Linked DNA regions of Homo sapiens: region 2 is linked to region 1. A link is a contact called in ENCODE Hi-C or POLR2A ChIA-PET data. All regions are on one chromosome and are shown on one strand. The core of a region is the stretch at or near the end of the contact, and the rest is flanking DNA. Distances in the headings are between cores, read along the strand shown. Region 1 holds the start of ZNF432 (zinc finger protein 432). Region 2 holds the start of CNOT3 (CCR4-NOT transcription complex subunit 3).

What was found. Hi-C counts contacts between places; a loop is a spot of excess contacts on that map. ChIA-PET counts read pairs that join two places held with the same protein, here RNA polymerase II (POLR2A). Pooled maps may share reads with other maps.
Region 2: a loop to region 1 is called in a pooled map, with 9 times the contacts of the local background. The contact joins the promoter of CNOT3 here to the promoter of ZNF432 in region 1. A Hi-C loop is called at or near these places in 1 of 168 maps with a recorded cell type or tissue (breast epithelium) and 2 of 50 pooled maps. POLR2A ChIA-PET finds 5 or more read pairs at or near these places in 1 of 52 experiments (BJ).

The regions. Positions count from the first base shown.
Region 1 is chr19:52,044,882-52,051,704 of GRCh38, forward strand. ZNF432 (zinc finger protein 432) reads right to left here and starts at 3,957. Exons shown (of 5, transcript NM_014650.4): 1 at 3,814-3,957; 2 at 1,973-2,179. The coding sequence starts at 1,987. RefSeq lists an enhancer at 3,740-4,329.
Region 2 is chr19:54,131,934-54,139,096 of GRCh38, forward strand. It overlaps CNOT3 (CCR4-NOT transcription complex subunit 3), which reads left to right and starts at 5,829. Exons shown (of 18, transcript NM_014516.4): 1 at 5,829-6,060.

The DNA of each region.
Region 1 (6,823 bases), core at 2,707-5,206:
CCTTTATATTCTAAAACTACACCACCTAAGGTAGGGGTGTCCAATCTTTTGGCTTCCCTGGGCCACACTGGAAGAAGAAATGCGTTGGGCCATGCATAAAATACACTAACACTAACGATAGCTGGAAAAAAATGCAAAAAATTCTCATTATAAGAAAATTTACAAATTTGTGTTGGGCCACATTCAAAGCCATCCTGAGCTGCATGCAGCCCACAGGCCACAGGTTGTACAAGCTTGATCTAAGGTGACCAACAGGTGGAATGTGATTCCACTGAAGCAAAAGAAGTCATAATAAATGTGTTTATATATGCAGACACATACATAAAACACATGGATTTATAAATACACATATATACAGAGATGCACACATTTCAGTGACAGCAAGTATGTGCTACCAAACATTTGTTGAAGCAGTATAAGAGGATTAGGAAGAAAGTTATGAAGAGGGAATCTACTTTTACTTTTTTTACCTTTTTTTTTTTTTTTTTTTTCGAGACGGAGTTTCGCTCTTGTTGCCCAGGCTGGAGTGCAATGGCATGATCTCGGCTCACCACAACCTCCACCTCCCGGATTCAAGCGATTCTCCTGTCTCAGTCTCCTGAGTAGCTGGGATTACAGGCATGCGCCACCACACCCAGTTAATTTTGTGTTTTTAGTAGAGATACGGTTTCTCCATGTTGGTCAGGCTGGTCTTGAACTCCCGACCTCAGGTGACCCGCCTGGTTGGCCTCCAAAAGTGCTGGGATTACAGGCGTGAGCCACTGTGCCCGGCCCGGAAATTTACTTTTTTAACCAGTGTGTACTTCATCATCAGAATTTATTTCCCTGTGAGGCCAGGTGCAGTGGCTCACGCCTGTAATCCCAGCACTTTGGGAGGCCGAGGCGGGTGGATCACCTGAGGTCAGGAGTTCGAGACCAGCCTGGCCAAGATGGCAAAACCCCATCTCTACTAAAAATACAAAAACTAGCCAGGCATGCAAGTGCACACCTGTAATCCCAGCTACTCAGGAAGCTGAGGCAGAAGAATCCCTTGAACCCAGGACGTGGAGGTTGCAGTAAGCCAAGATCACGCACTGCACTCCGGCTTGGGCAACAGAGTGAGATTCCATCTCAAAAAACAAAAACCAAAAAAAAAAAAAAAAAAAGAATTTTTTCCCTTTGGATTCCATGAGTAATTTATGTAATTACAAAAAATAAAAGCAATATAAGTATGCAAGAATTGGAGGTGAAAATGCAGAAGGATATTGTATATTCTGAGATGAGGTGAAGTTATCAAACATGGCACCCAACGACTCAAGACCTTATCAGACAACTCCCTAATGCCAAATCTGCAGTTAATGCCAGTTCAGCCACATGTTCAGGAAAATGGAAGCTATGCACACCTTCCATTTTCCTAGGTCACTTAGATTTTATTCCTAAATAAGCTCACACAGACACGCAAGACTTGAGTGTGTGGCCTTGCTTTCGTCCCCTAAAAAAACTGTTTCCACTGAGTTTGCCTGGTCTATTTCCATAGGAGTCTCTGAGGAACCGTGTAATAAACAGCAGTAAGAAATCTTCTGCCTTTATTAGAAAGCTAGTTCAAAACACTGTTCACCATATCACCTCTGGGAAGAATAGCAAATTTTTCTTGAGATCTAAGTGCCATGAAATAATAATCTCCTGAGGAACCTGTCTGCTTTCTCCCCACAGTCACTGTATAACTTAGTGTGACTTTCTTGTACTGGCTGTCAGAGACATCAGATGCAAACTGAGAGCTAAGGTAATGGAAAGGATCTTCTAGTCAGGCATTATTTTCCAACATCAGTCATTTTGTAGGAATCACATAAACACTATATTCCTGATCTTACTTTGCCATGATGTTGGAGTTAGATTTAAAGTTTATTTCTCTCTAGATTCTGAAATGATTTCTTACGGGTCTCTACAAATCCACTATGGAATAAAGGAGAGAATAAAATAGAGAAAAAGTCACCTGGGCATTGATCATTTTCTTCTGTTGTGGGAAATGGCCAGCACCTGGGATACTCTGTCTTTGTCTCCTCTGGATCTGCCTTAAATTTCTATTTAGAAACTTCAGTCACCAGTGAAGGGTGTCCACAGAAATCATATCTAGGTCCTGGAATCTTCCTCTTTCTTCATTTACTTCTTGTCTCTTCCCAGGGTAGCCAGGACCTGTGGACTGAAGAGCAAAACAACTTTCAGGGGTACATTCACCTTAACACGTGGCCCTGAATATTTGTCTCTTTATTTGGTTCTCTCAAACCAAGGAAACACAAGACCCTCAATGTAGGCCAAATGCCTTTCTTCGGTGAAGTGTGGAAGTAACATGAAGATGAAAGGGGAGGTCACAAAGGAGAATCCACATAGCATCATGCCTAAGCAGTAGGTAATTCTCATATCAGTTTTTTAAATCAGGCCATATGGATGGTGAGAAACTACATTTTTTCCTTTATACAATGTTACTCTCACACCTCTTTAAAAGTCTTTATATATATTTAAAAGTGTTTATATACGGCCAGGCATGATGGCTTACACCTGTAATCCCAGCACTTTGGGAGGCCGAGATGGGCAGATCACCTGAGGTCAGGAGTTCGAGACCAGCCTTGTCAACATGGTGAAACACTGTCTCTACTAAAAATAGAAAAAATTAGCCAGGCATGGTGGCAGGCACCTGTAATCCCAGCTACTCGGAGACTGAGGCAGGAGAATGGCTTGAACGCAGGAGGCGAAGTTTGCAGTGAGCCCAGCCATTGCACTCAAGCCTGGGCGACAAAAGCAAGACTCCATCTCAAAAAAAAAAAAAAAATGTTTATATACACACTTCAATATGAAGAACAAGAAACACATAGAAAAAAAGAGGGAGACAGAGAAAAGGAATACGAGTTATAAATACAAATTTAGAAAACAATTCAAAAATATAAATACTGGGAAAATAGCCGCCTTTATATACTAACATACAAAACCTGAAACACCCATAAAAATATGCAGTACATTTGCAAGAGGAAGGATAAAAATAGGCTCTTGTTAATTTGTGCGCAGTAATTTAAAAACATAATGTTAAATAGAAAGCCTATTCATCCGCCCCCCTTCACCCCCAAAAAACTTTCATTTTCTGCAGGTTCAAGAGCATGGGTTGTTGTGGAAAGCCAGAGGATTAGAAAACTCATTGTGGAGGAGGTACTCGGACCTGAAACTTTTAGGAAATGTTAACGTTCATCAAGTCTGTTCCAGCCAAAGTTTGAGCTCAACACACACACACACACACACACACACACACACACACACACACACACACACACACAAAACCAGCCAGGGCTCTTGTGAAAAGACTTCGGCTTTCACTTGTCTCTAGACAAAAGACCACCACCCCGCCAGATAAAATAGGAAAACCTGGAATAGACACACACGTACACTGGATTCCCTTAATGATTCATCAATCACTAAGCCTCAGATTAATCCAGAATGTGAAACAGAAGTCACATTCGTTGACAAAAGCCACCCCATCGATTCTCAATCACTGAGCCCCACTGGGGAGTGACCCGCGAGGACCACAATCCCTGACCTCAGTACTCTTGGTCGTTGATCTATTCAGGCCTTTAATCACTGACCACCAGAGCCTCCATGAGGGACCCCAAAGATATCCTATCACAGACACCCACCAGGGACTCCTACCAGCTCCCCTCCAAAAGGAAACACCCGCCCCCGCCTCCCCCAACCCCCGCGCTACCTCCACCATATAGCGCCACCAACAACGCAGACGCCCTCAGAAAGCTCCCTCCCACCACGTTTCCACGCCCTGACCCACACACTGACCTGACTCTCCTTGGAATCGCCGCGACCTCTTAAAAGCTGAACTTACTTCCCTAAACTTCTTCCACTTCTGGGCCCCTCGCCCAACTCCCTCCCCCTCTAAACCTCCAGAGACGGTCAGCCGCGTTTCCATGGAGAGCGGAATGCGGCCTTCCGGCTTTTCCTCAGGAGGAGACGCGTCCGCGCCGGCGTCGCCTCGCCGCTCTGGGGGCGGCCATCTTTGAGTACGTGACGTACAGAAGGCACAGCGGCCGGGAGACGCGGTGGACGGAGGCCTCTTAAACTGTCCGATTTCCAGACACCTCAGCCCTGGCAGAAAATGGAGAGCTTATCAGAGGCTTGAGTTCACACAGGCAGACACGGCGTGGGGGTAAAGTCCTCTGAACAGACACGGAACAGAAATAAGTTAGTCTTCTCCTCGCAGGGGACAGTGAACGGCGCAAACTTCTCAAAGGCCAGAACCCATTATTACCACAAAGGCGCGGCATCCCTTCTTAGCGGTTATGATGGCTGTGACGTCTCAGCTCAATGGAAAATTAAAGTCACCTCTGGGCACCTCAGTCACTATTGTAAATGCGAAGCGTTTTAGAAGCCGTATAAAAACTGAAGCAAGAGAGACTAGAACAAAAAATAAGCGAGCGGTGCGTTGCAGGTAACGGAGCCAGAGCCCTTAGGGGAGAGCATCATGGGGGCGGCCATCTTAGGGGACGTTCGGTGTCCGTACGGCAGAACATATTCTCTCTGAGAAGCTTGCGGTGGAACTGGCCCATGGAAATGTCTTTAGAAGAGAAGAACCACCTGGCTCTGTTCTTGACTCTGGAAAAGAATCCTTTTCTAGAATTATTTAGGTTGTTGCCAGATTAATTTCCTTTAGAGAGTTTCCTTGCCCCCACGACTTCCTATCTTTAAAGCCAACAATAGTATGTGAAATCCCTTTCATATTTGAAACCACTGACTATTGCTGCTGCATCTCTCCGGTTTCTCCTATTCTTAAGTGCTTGGGCAATCCAGAATAATCTCCCAATGCTAAAGTCAGCTGATTAATAAACTTAATTACAATGCAGAGTCCTTTTTGCCATGTAACATAACCATGGGAATTACTCTGGGGTTGTAGATCTGGCTATGATATGATGACACTAATGAATATTTTGCAATAAAAACATACTATTTTAAAATATATATATACATATATCTTTATATATGTATATTTCTACAGAATTATTACAAGTTATGTCTTATGATGGTTTCTTATAAGAAGCAAGGAGGAAAAGGTCCTTAACATTTTCAATTGTGTTTTTTTTAATAATAAAGCATGCATTCTAATTTACAAAAACCACAATAAAGGTACTTTCATCATGTCAGTCTTGAGGCTGAACAACACTTAACATTCTTTTTCCTTTTACCTGTCTGCCTTCTCCCTTCCCCTACACTCTCTATACCCCACCCTCCAGGCTCTCTGTTCCATCATCTTATGCGTATGGCCCCTTTCCCCTGTGCCCTCTTATTACTTCCATCTATCACGCAGACACACACTGTCACTCCCCTAAACACTCTAGTGTTAAACAATTGCTGCTGATTGTTTTTTGACAAGTGCCCTATGGGTAGGAGTGTTCACATAAATAAAGTCAAGCCAAATAGAGAAATACTATGAGAATAGACCTATTCAGCAGGCTGCAAAGCAGGCTTAGTAGTGAACATTCTGTGGGGATGGAGGCTTTTGGGTGTTTCAGAGCCATTTCTGCCATTTTCAGAGCCATTTCTACCTCCTCAAGTGCAGATATTCTGCTAGGGTGCAGATATTCACTGTTACTGTTGTTAAAAGGTGGTTGCTTTTCAAGGCTACCTTGAAGCTGAGGATATGGGGATAGGATTAGGGCAAGCTAAATACCACAAGCTCACTGTGGCCGGCATTGTAGACTTAATTGGCCATTCTAGAAGAGGAACTAACTGGCTTCTAGCCAGGGCCTAAAAACTAGATCTAGATAGCCAAAAAGATTACATTAAACTTCCTCTAGTGTCCCATCTATCAGATTCCAATCCTGAAGGACCAAGTCAATCTCTCTTCTATTTCATCTCCTTTCTCCCATCTTATAAAAGATCTTTGGAAAACTCTGTTTATTTCATATATAACAGAGCTGATATTTGTATGTTTTGTGGAGATGATGTTTCATCATGTTGCCCAGGCTGGTCTTGAACTTTTGGGCTCAAGCAATCCTCCCACCTCGACCTTCCAAAGTGCCAGGATTACAGGCATAAGCCACCATGCCTGTCTTAACATTTAATCTTTTCAAATTACTTCACTATGTATTCTTTTTTGTTGTTGTTCTTTTTTTCTGTTTACTTCACTGTGTATTCTAAGCACAAATAAGAAATTCTTATTTCCTAATTATTGTTTATTTCCATATATATAATATATTTTTTTAATAAGTTTTTTTTTAGACTGCATCTCACTCTGTCACCCAGGTTGGTGCGCAGTGGTGCAATCTCAGCTCACTGCAAACTCTGTCTCCCGGGTTCAAGCAATTCTTCTGCCTCAGCCTCCCAAATAGCTGGGATTACAGGTGTACCACCACACCCAGCTAATTTTTGTATTTTTAGTACAGACATGGTTTCACCATGTTGTTCATGCTGGTCTCAAACTTCTGAACTCATGTGATCCACCTGCCTTGGCCTCCGAAAGTGCTGGGATTACAGGAATGAGCTCCAACACCTGGCCCATTTCCTAATATTTGTATACACTTGCTATATTTTTATTTTTACCACACATAAAAATCAAGGCAAATGCAAGCCATGGATCTTATACATACAAAGGCATGTAGAACTATAATCATATAGTGAATATTCATGCATACTGAGGCAGGTTTTTAGATGCTCAGAGTCTGAAATTGCACTGCATGGTATTTCCATAAAATGTCCTGGGGCATACTCGGACAGAATAGCTCAAGTGCAAATTATAAGCATATATTCCCCAAATTGTATCCTGTTTGAATTCATCAAAGTTGAAATGAAGGAA
Region 2 (7,163 bases), core at 4,579-7,078, 2.1 Mb after region 1:
AGCCGCAGATCTCAGCGCAGGCCGACCGGGATTGCTGTCCACCTCAGGCCAGCCTCCTCACCTTTCCAAGCCTCCACACCTACGCCCAGGTGCCCAGGACTGGAAAGAATGCACAGAAAGCACTTAGCATGGGACTTGCCATCAGCGCCCTATAACCAGGTCCTGTTATGATTGGGTTTTTTAGAGACGGGGTCTCTGTTGCCCAGGTTGGAGTACAGTGATGCGATGAAGCTCACTAAAGCCTCAAACTCCTGGGCTGGGATTACAGGCATGAACCAGCACAGCTGGCCTCCTGGTTAATTTAAATTTTTTTTTTTTTTCTGAGGTGGAGTCTCGCTCTGTTGCCCAGGCTAGAGTACAGTGGTGCAATCTTGGCTCACTGCAACCTCTACCTCCCGGGTTCAAGCAATTCTCCTGCCTCAGCCTCCTGAGTAGCTGGGATTACAGGCATGTGCCACCATGTCCCGCTAATTTTTATAGTTTTTAGTAGAGACAGGGTTTCGCCATGTTGGTCAGGCTGTTCTCGAACTCCTGACCTCATGATATGCCCACCTCAGCCTCCCAAAGTGCCAGGATTACAGGTGTGAGCCACCACCCCAGCCCCATTTTTAAATTGTTTATAGACAGGGTCGTGCTCTATTACCCAGGCTGGGCTTGAACTCCTGTGCTCAAGTGAGCTTTCCACCTCAGCCTCCCTAAGTGTTGAGATTACAGGCTTGAGCCGCTGTGTCTGGCCTCTTATTATTATTATTATTTTTTTTTTTGAGACAGAATCTCACTCTGTTGCCCAGGCTGGAGTGCAGTGGGATGATCCTGGCTCATGGCAACCTCCACCTCCCGGGTCCAGGTGATTCTCCTGCCTCAGTCTCCTGAGTAGCTGGGATTACAGGCGCCCATGGGTTTTGTTTGTTTGTTTGTTTGTTTGTTTGTTTGTTTTTCAGACGGAGTCTTGCTCTGTCACCCAGGCTGGAGTGCAATGACATGGTCTTGGCTCACTGCAAACTCCGCCTCCCAGGTTGAAGTGATTCTCCTGCCTCAGCCTCCCGAATAGCTGGGATTACAGGCGCCCGCCACCACGCCTGGCTAATTTTGTATTTTTAGCAGAGACGGGGTTTCACCATTTGGGCCAGGCTGGTCTTGAATTGCTGACCTTGTGATCTGCCCGCCTCGGCCTCCCAAAGTGCTGGGATTACGGGTGTGACCCACCGCGCCCGGCCGAGATGGGGTTTTACCATGTTGGCCAGGCTGGTCTCGAACTCCTGACCTCAACTAATCCGCCTGCCTCGTCTCCCAAAGTGCTGGGATTACCCTGTGCCTGGCCCAGCCTCTTATTTATAACCAGTGTTGAGGGACTGTGTGGAGCCGGGCACAGGCGAAGCAGGCAGGCTTCCTGCCCTGGTAGGACCTGGTTGCTATAAAAGTCCTGCCAGGTGAGCAGAAGGAGCACACTTCCCCTCCCCTGACCTCCAGTCACTGAGTCTCGGGAACCGGGGCTCGGCCAGGAGCGCCTTTACTTGGACTGAGGGGAATGTGGCCTGCAGACAGTCAGGAGAGTTTCCAGGGGACAGCAGGGGCTGTCCTAGCGGGTGGCATGAAACCGTCTCCCTGGAGAGGTTAAGGAAGAGCAACTCCAGGGGTTCCATTTACTATGTGCTCCGGAGCTGGGCTACACGGTGGTACTAAGGAGGCAGCGCTAGTCACCTGACCTACAAGGTCGGGCTTCTGTTAGTTACCTAAGAGATGTTACCAGGACAAGCAGCAGCCTGGTGGGAAGATGATGCCTCCAGGTCTCTACCTCCTCTCTCTCTCCCTCCTTCTCTCCACCTCCCCTCTCTCTCCCTCCCTCTCTCCACCTCCCCTCTCTCTCTTCCTCCCTCTCCACCTCCCCTCTCTCTCTCCCTCCCTCTCTCCACCTCCCCTCTCTCTCTCCCTCCCTCTCCACCTCCCCTCTCTCCACCTCCCCTCACTCCACCTTCCCTCTCTCCACCTCCCCTCCCTCTCTCCACCTTCCCCTCTCTCCCTCCCTCCCTCTCTCCACCTTCCCTCTCTCCTCCCCTCTCCCCCTCCCTCCCTCTCTCCACCTTCCCTCTCTCCACCTCCCCTCTCCCCCTCCCTCCCTCTCTCCACCTCCCCTCTCCCTCCCTCTCTCTCCTCCCCTCTCCCTCCCTCCACCTCCCCTCCCTCTCTCCACCTCCCCTCCCTCTCTCCCTCCCTCCCTCCCTCTCTCCACCTTCCCTCTCCCTCCCTCCACCTTCCCTCTCCCTCCCTCCACCTTCCCTCTCCCTCCCTCTCCACCTTCCCTCTCTCCTCCCCTCTCCCTCCCTCTCTCCACCTCCCCTCTCTCCCTCCCTCCCTCCCTCTCTCCACCTTCCCTCTCTCCCTCCCTCTCTCCACCTTCCCTCTCTCTCTCTCCCTCCCTCTCTCCAGCTCATGCTATCTGGGTCTCCCTCTGACTTTCTAGGTCCTGTCTGAGATTTTGCTCTTTCTGTTCCCCTCTCTGGGCCTCCCCGTCACCACTCTGTGTATCTCTGGATCCCTGTCCTTCAACCCAGAGCTCTGTCTCTGGACCTCAGTGGCAATCTCTAAATCTCTCTCCTTCCTCAAGTCAAAAAGTCGACACACTCAGGAGGTTCCCTTGAGTGGCTGAACTACCCCAGGTTGTATAACTCAAGTCTGTTTTCTCAATGTTATCCCTGACCCTCTGGGTCAACCCTGTTTGAAAATGACAACCTTTGCTGATCTCTACATACTGGTCTGCCAGGGAAGGACCCGTGGTCCACAACCCTGTTCAGAATCCCCCATCTCCCTTGGCCAAAATATCCGGCATCTACCAATGGGGCTGTGGCATGAGGGTGTCAATCTCAGGAAAGGAATCTTGAGTCGCCTGGGCCTGCAGCCCTCGTACTTTCAGAACAGAGGTTCTCAGAATTTAATGCGCTTCAGAATTACACTGAGGACTTGTTAAAACATAGTTGCTGGGCCCAGAGTTTCTGATTCAGTCTAGGGTGGGGCTCAAAAATGTGCCTTTCAAACAAGTTCCCAGGTGATGGGTACGTGCCTGACCCAAGGCCACATTTCAGAAGCACTGCTCTAGAAAAGAAGACTCTGTAAGCGGCTCTTACGCTGGGCGCGGTGGCTCACGCCTGTAATCCCAGCTACTTGGGAGGCTGAGGTGGGAGAATGGCTTGAACCTGGGAGGCAGAGGTTGCAGTGAGCCGAGATGGCGCCCCTGCACTCCAGCCTGGGTGAGAGAGACACTGGCTCCCACCTCAAGATCGTTTTAGTTGGTCCAGTGTAAGCCTGGGTATCTGGACTTTTTTATTTTTTATTTTTATTTTTTGAGACGGCGTCTTGCTCTGTCACCCAGGCTGGAGTGCAATGGCGCAATCTCGGGTCACTGCAACCTCTGCCTCCCAGGTTCAAGTGATTCTCCCGCCTCAGCCTCCCGAGTAGCTGGGATTACAGGCACATGCCACCATGCCCAGCTAATTTTTGTATTTTTAGTAGAGACGGGGTTTCACCATGTTGGCCAGGCTGGTTTTGAACTCCCTACCTCAGGTGATCCGCCCACCTCGGCCTCTGAGAGTGCTGGGATTACAGGTGCAATGGCGCAATCTAGGCTCACTGCAGCCTCTGCCTCCCGGGTTCAAGTGATTCTCCCGGCCCGGCCTGGCCTCTAATTTAAAAAAAATTTTTTTTTTTTAAAGTTCCTCAGGTAGGCCAGGCGCAGTGGCTCACGCCTGTAATCCCAGCACTTTGGGAGACTGAGGCGAGCGGATCACCTGAGGTCAGGAGTTCGACACCAGCCTGGCCAACATGGTGAAACCCCGTCTCTACTAAAAATACAAAAATTAGTCGGGCGTGGTGGCGGGCGCCTGTAATCCCAGCTACTCGGGAGGCTGAGGCGGGAGAATCACTTGAACCCCGGGAGGCAGAGGCTGCAGTGAGCCTAGATTGTGCCACTGCTCTCCAGCCTGGGGGACAAGAGCAAGTCTTCGTCTCAACAACAACAACAATAACAACAAGTTCCTCAGGTGACTCTGATGTGCAGCCAAGTTGGAAAGTCATCGCTAGATCCGCGGTGTGCAAAGTGAACTGCGGACCGTGGACTGCGGCACTTGTTAGAAAAGCAGAATTTGCATTTTAACACATTCCTAGGTGATTCCGGAGATGTCTGAGAAGCGATACTTTGTCCAGGGGCCACAGTTTGAATAGCAAAGCTCTAGAACAATAACTCTAGGCTTCATTCCCGTTGTCTGTGTGTGGGCCTACGAATATGCATTTTCGCAAGCATTCCTCCTCCCCCTTGCCTCAGACCATTCTGATGCGGGTGGTGCTGAACGGCTCCATCCTCCTTCACGTTCACCTCTCCCTGGGATTTATCTTACTTTCCACCACCTAGACAGGAAGGGGCGAATCTGGCTTCCCATCTCGGTTGTGTGACCCTGGGCAAATGCCTCCCAGTTCGTGGAAGTCTCAGTGTCTAGTTAAGTTTTCAATCACAAGTCATTCCTCACATTCATTCATCTATTCCTTTGACAAATGGTTACTGACTACTTCCTGCGTGCTAAGTGCTGGAGATGCAAAATCCAGACAGGGAAACCGAATAATTACGAAAATGACGGTAGACGTACAAAAATAAATCCTAACGAACAAGGCGCGCAGGAGCGCTCCGCCCGGGAGGGAGGTCAGGGAAGTTTTCTCTCCAAGAAGACAACAGAGCTGAGACCTGAAACGAGCAGGCATTAGGGAGCCACCCGTCTCCTCTGTACCTTCTGCAGCGTCCTCAACACACTAAGGAAGCGGAGACGCAGAGGAGAATGACTGTCCCACCATCTGGTCGCCTAACCAGGCAGGGGCAGGACAAAAACTCCATGCCTCACGCTTCCCAACCAATTCTGCTATGCACGGTGCCAGAGACTTAAAGCAGTGTCTCTGGTCCCTTTCTTCTTTCACTCAGCAAATAATGAATTTCAGAGATGTGCCAACATAGAGGCACTTGGAGAAAGACGAGGCAGCTGAGAGGGAAGCTGCTTACCTGGCCGGGACGCAACGGTTGCGACCAAGTCCCACTTCTGCCAGCTACATACACCCTCTTTCACACGCTCTACGAGCAGCTACCGCCCACTCGCCACGCTATTGGTCCAACTAGCATGAATGATAACTTTTAGGGCCAACGAAGAAAAAGGGGTGGACTTTCTTGCCCAGCTCCTCCCACTTGGCCCTGTGGCTGTTTTGATTGGCAGATGACTTCGGCTCGGCCCCCGCTTTAAAGGCACCTGTCTGTCTCCCATTAGGTACGCGGCCCCTAACGCCCACACTCCATGCCTTCCTCCGCTTTCCCCACCCACTTCCAGGACCAACCAATGACTTCAAGGCAGAATATGCCCCCGCAACCAATTAAAAAGAGCTCTAAACTTGACGGACGACTTCCCGCCCCTGGACTGTCGTAGCTCCTCCCCCAGACCAATTGTTTTAAGAGAGGGGGGCGGATACATCCAATCAGCACGACACAGGTCTCTTGATTGACGTTCGGGTCCTCGCGCTGGCGTGTTGTGCCCTGAGGCGGGAGGAGGAGGAGGAGCGGGGAGGAAAACCTGAGCCAATCCTAGCAGCCTGCGCGGGAGGCCAATCGAACGCCGCGCCTTGGAGCGATCACCCAATCCGCGAAAGGGGGCAGGGCGCATCCCTGCCAGGAACCAATAGAAAGCCTCCAAGGGTCAGGAGCGACGTTCAGCGGGAGCAATGACTGGCCTATATTCGGGACTCGGGGGCGGGTCGGCGCCAGAGACGAGAAGAGAGGAGGGGAGGCCTCCTCCGCCGCCGCCATCTTGGACCGGGCCCGGTCAGCTTCCGCGGAGCCATCGGCAGACGCCGCGGCCTCCCTTGAGCCCCGACCCCCGTCGTCAGAACAACCCCGGGCCCACTCCCCCAACCCCACTTCCGCTTCGCGCCGCTATCGCGATAGCGCCCGGGCCCGGGGCGCGAGAAAAAGGCGGCGGGCGCTCGCCTCCCCCGCCTGTCGCGATACGCTCCTCAGCGGCGGCGCCAGCTCCTGTGGTGAGAGCGTCAGGCTCGACTGGGCCGGACCCCTTCCCTTCCTCCCCCCGGCGCCATCGGCCGCCCTCCCCGCCGCCTCCCGCCCTGGCGACACCGCCGTCTGTCGCGACATGGCCTCCCCTCGCCTGCCCCCTGCCGCCGCCTCTGCAGCGCGGGGCTCCCGGCGGGGGGCGGCTCCCTCCCTCTCGCCCTCCCGTTCCTGCGCCTCTTTCACGTTCCTCAGCGCCTCCCGGGGGTCCTTCCGCGACCCGGACCCCGGGCCCCGCCCGCCGCCGCCTCCCCGCGTGGCATCGCGTCGGGCCCCCCGGTAGGGGTGTGAGGGTGCGAAGCCTCCCGGGCGCGAGGTGCCCGCCCCTCTCCGCGTCGGTATTGGCTCCTGGCTGGAAGGATGGAGGCGCCCCTGGTCCCAGGTGCCCGCCCTCTCGGGGCTCAGGTGCCTGCCCCCCTCGGCCTCGGTCCTTCGCGTTGTGGGGCAGCCTCCGCGCCGGGGCTTCTCCCTCGACGGTGGCGGGGAGGGGGGGTGGTGGTCGGGACGAGGACCCCAGCTGGGTGGGGGAGTCACCCTTCCCAGGACCGAGGCCGCCCTCCGCATCCCTCCTCACTGCTCCCGGGAGCGCAGCCTCCCCTGGATCTCAGGTTCCAGCTGCCCGTCTGTATCGGATGGGAGCCTCTTGGGAGAGGAGTGGAGGAGAAACTCCCCGTTAGTTGGAGCCTTTGCCGAAGTTTCCACCTCTGTAGTCTGCAGCTCTTCCCTCTCATAGCGAGTAGCGCCCTGGGTGGCTCCAGCCTCGCCATCCCGCTGCACTGGGCGCCTGCCTTTTTGGGGGAGTTTGGCTTTCCCCCACCTGGGGTACAGGACCGTCCTCAGTGTGGCCCACGTCTGGTCTCAGCTCTCACACTTCTTTGATCCTGGCGTCTGCCCCTGGCTTTGCAGCCTTGAACTCCCCTGCATCGTGACTCTCCGACCTTCTGGGTGTGGGCGTCTCCCAGTGATATCAGGACCACTGTGGTCTTGTTGCTGGGGGCTGCTGGGATCCCCTGGCGCTCAGGTGCCTGGTGAAAGACACTAAGCCGCCACGCTGTCCATGTTAGTGAGCTCCCAC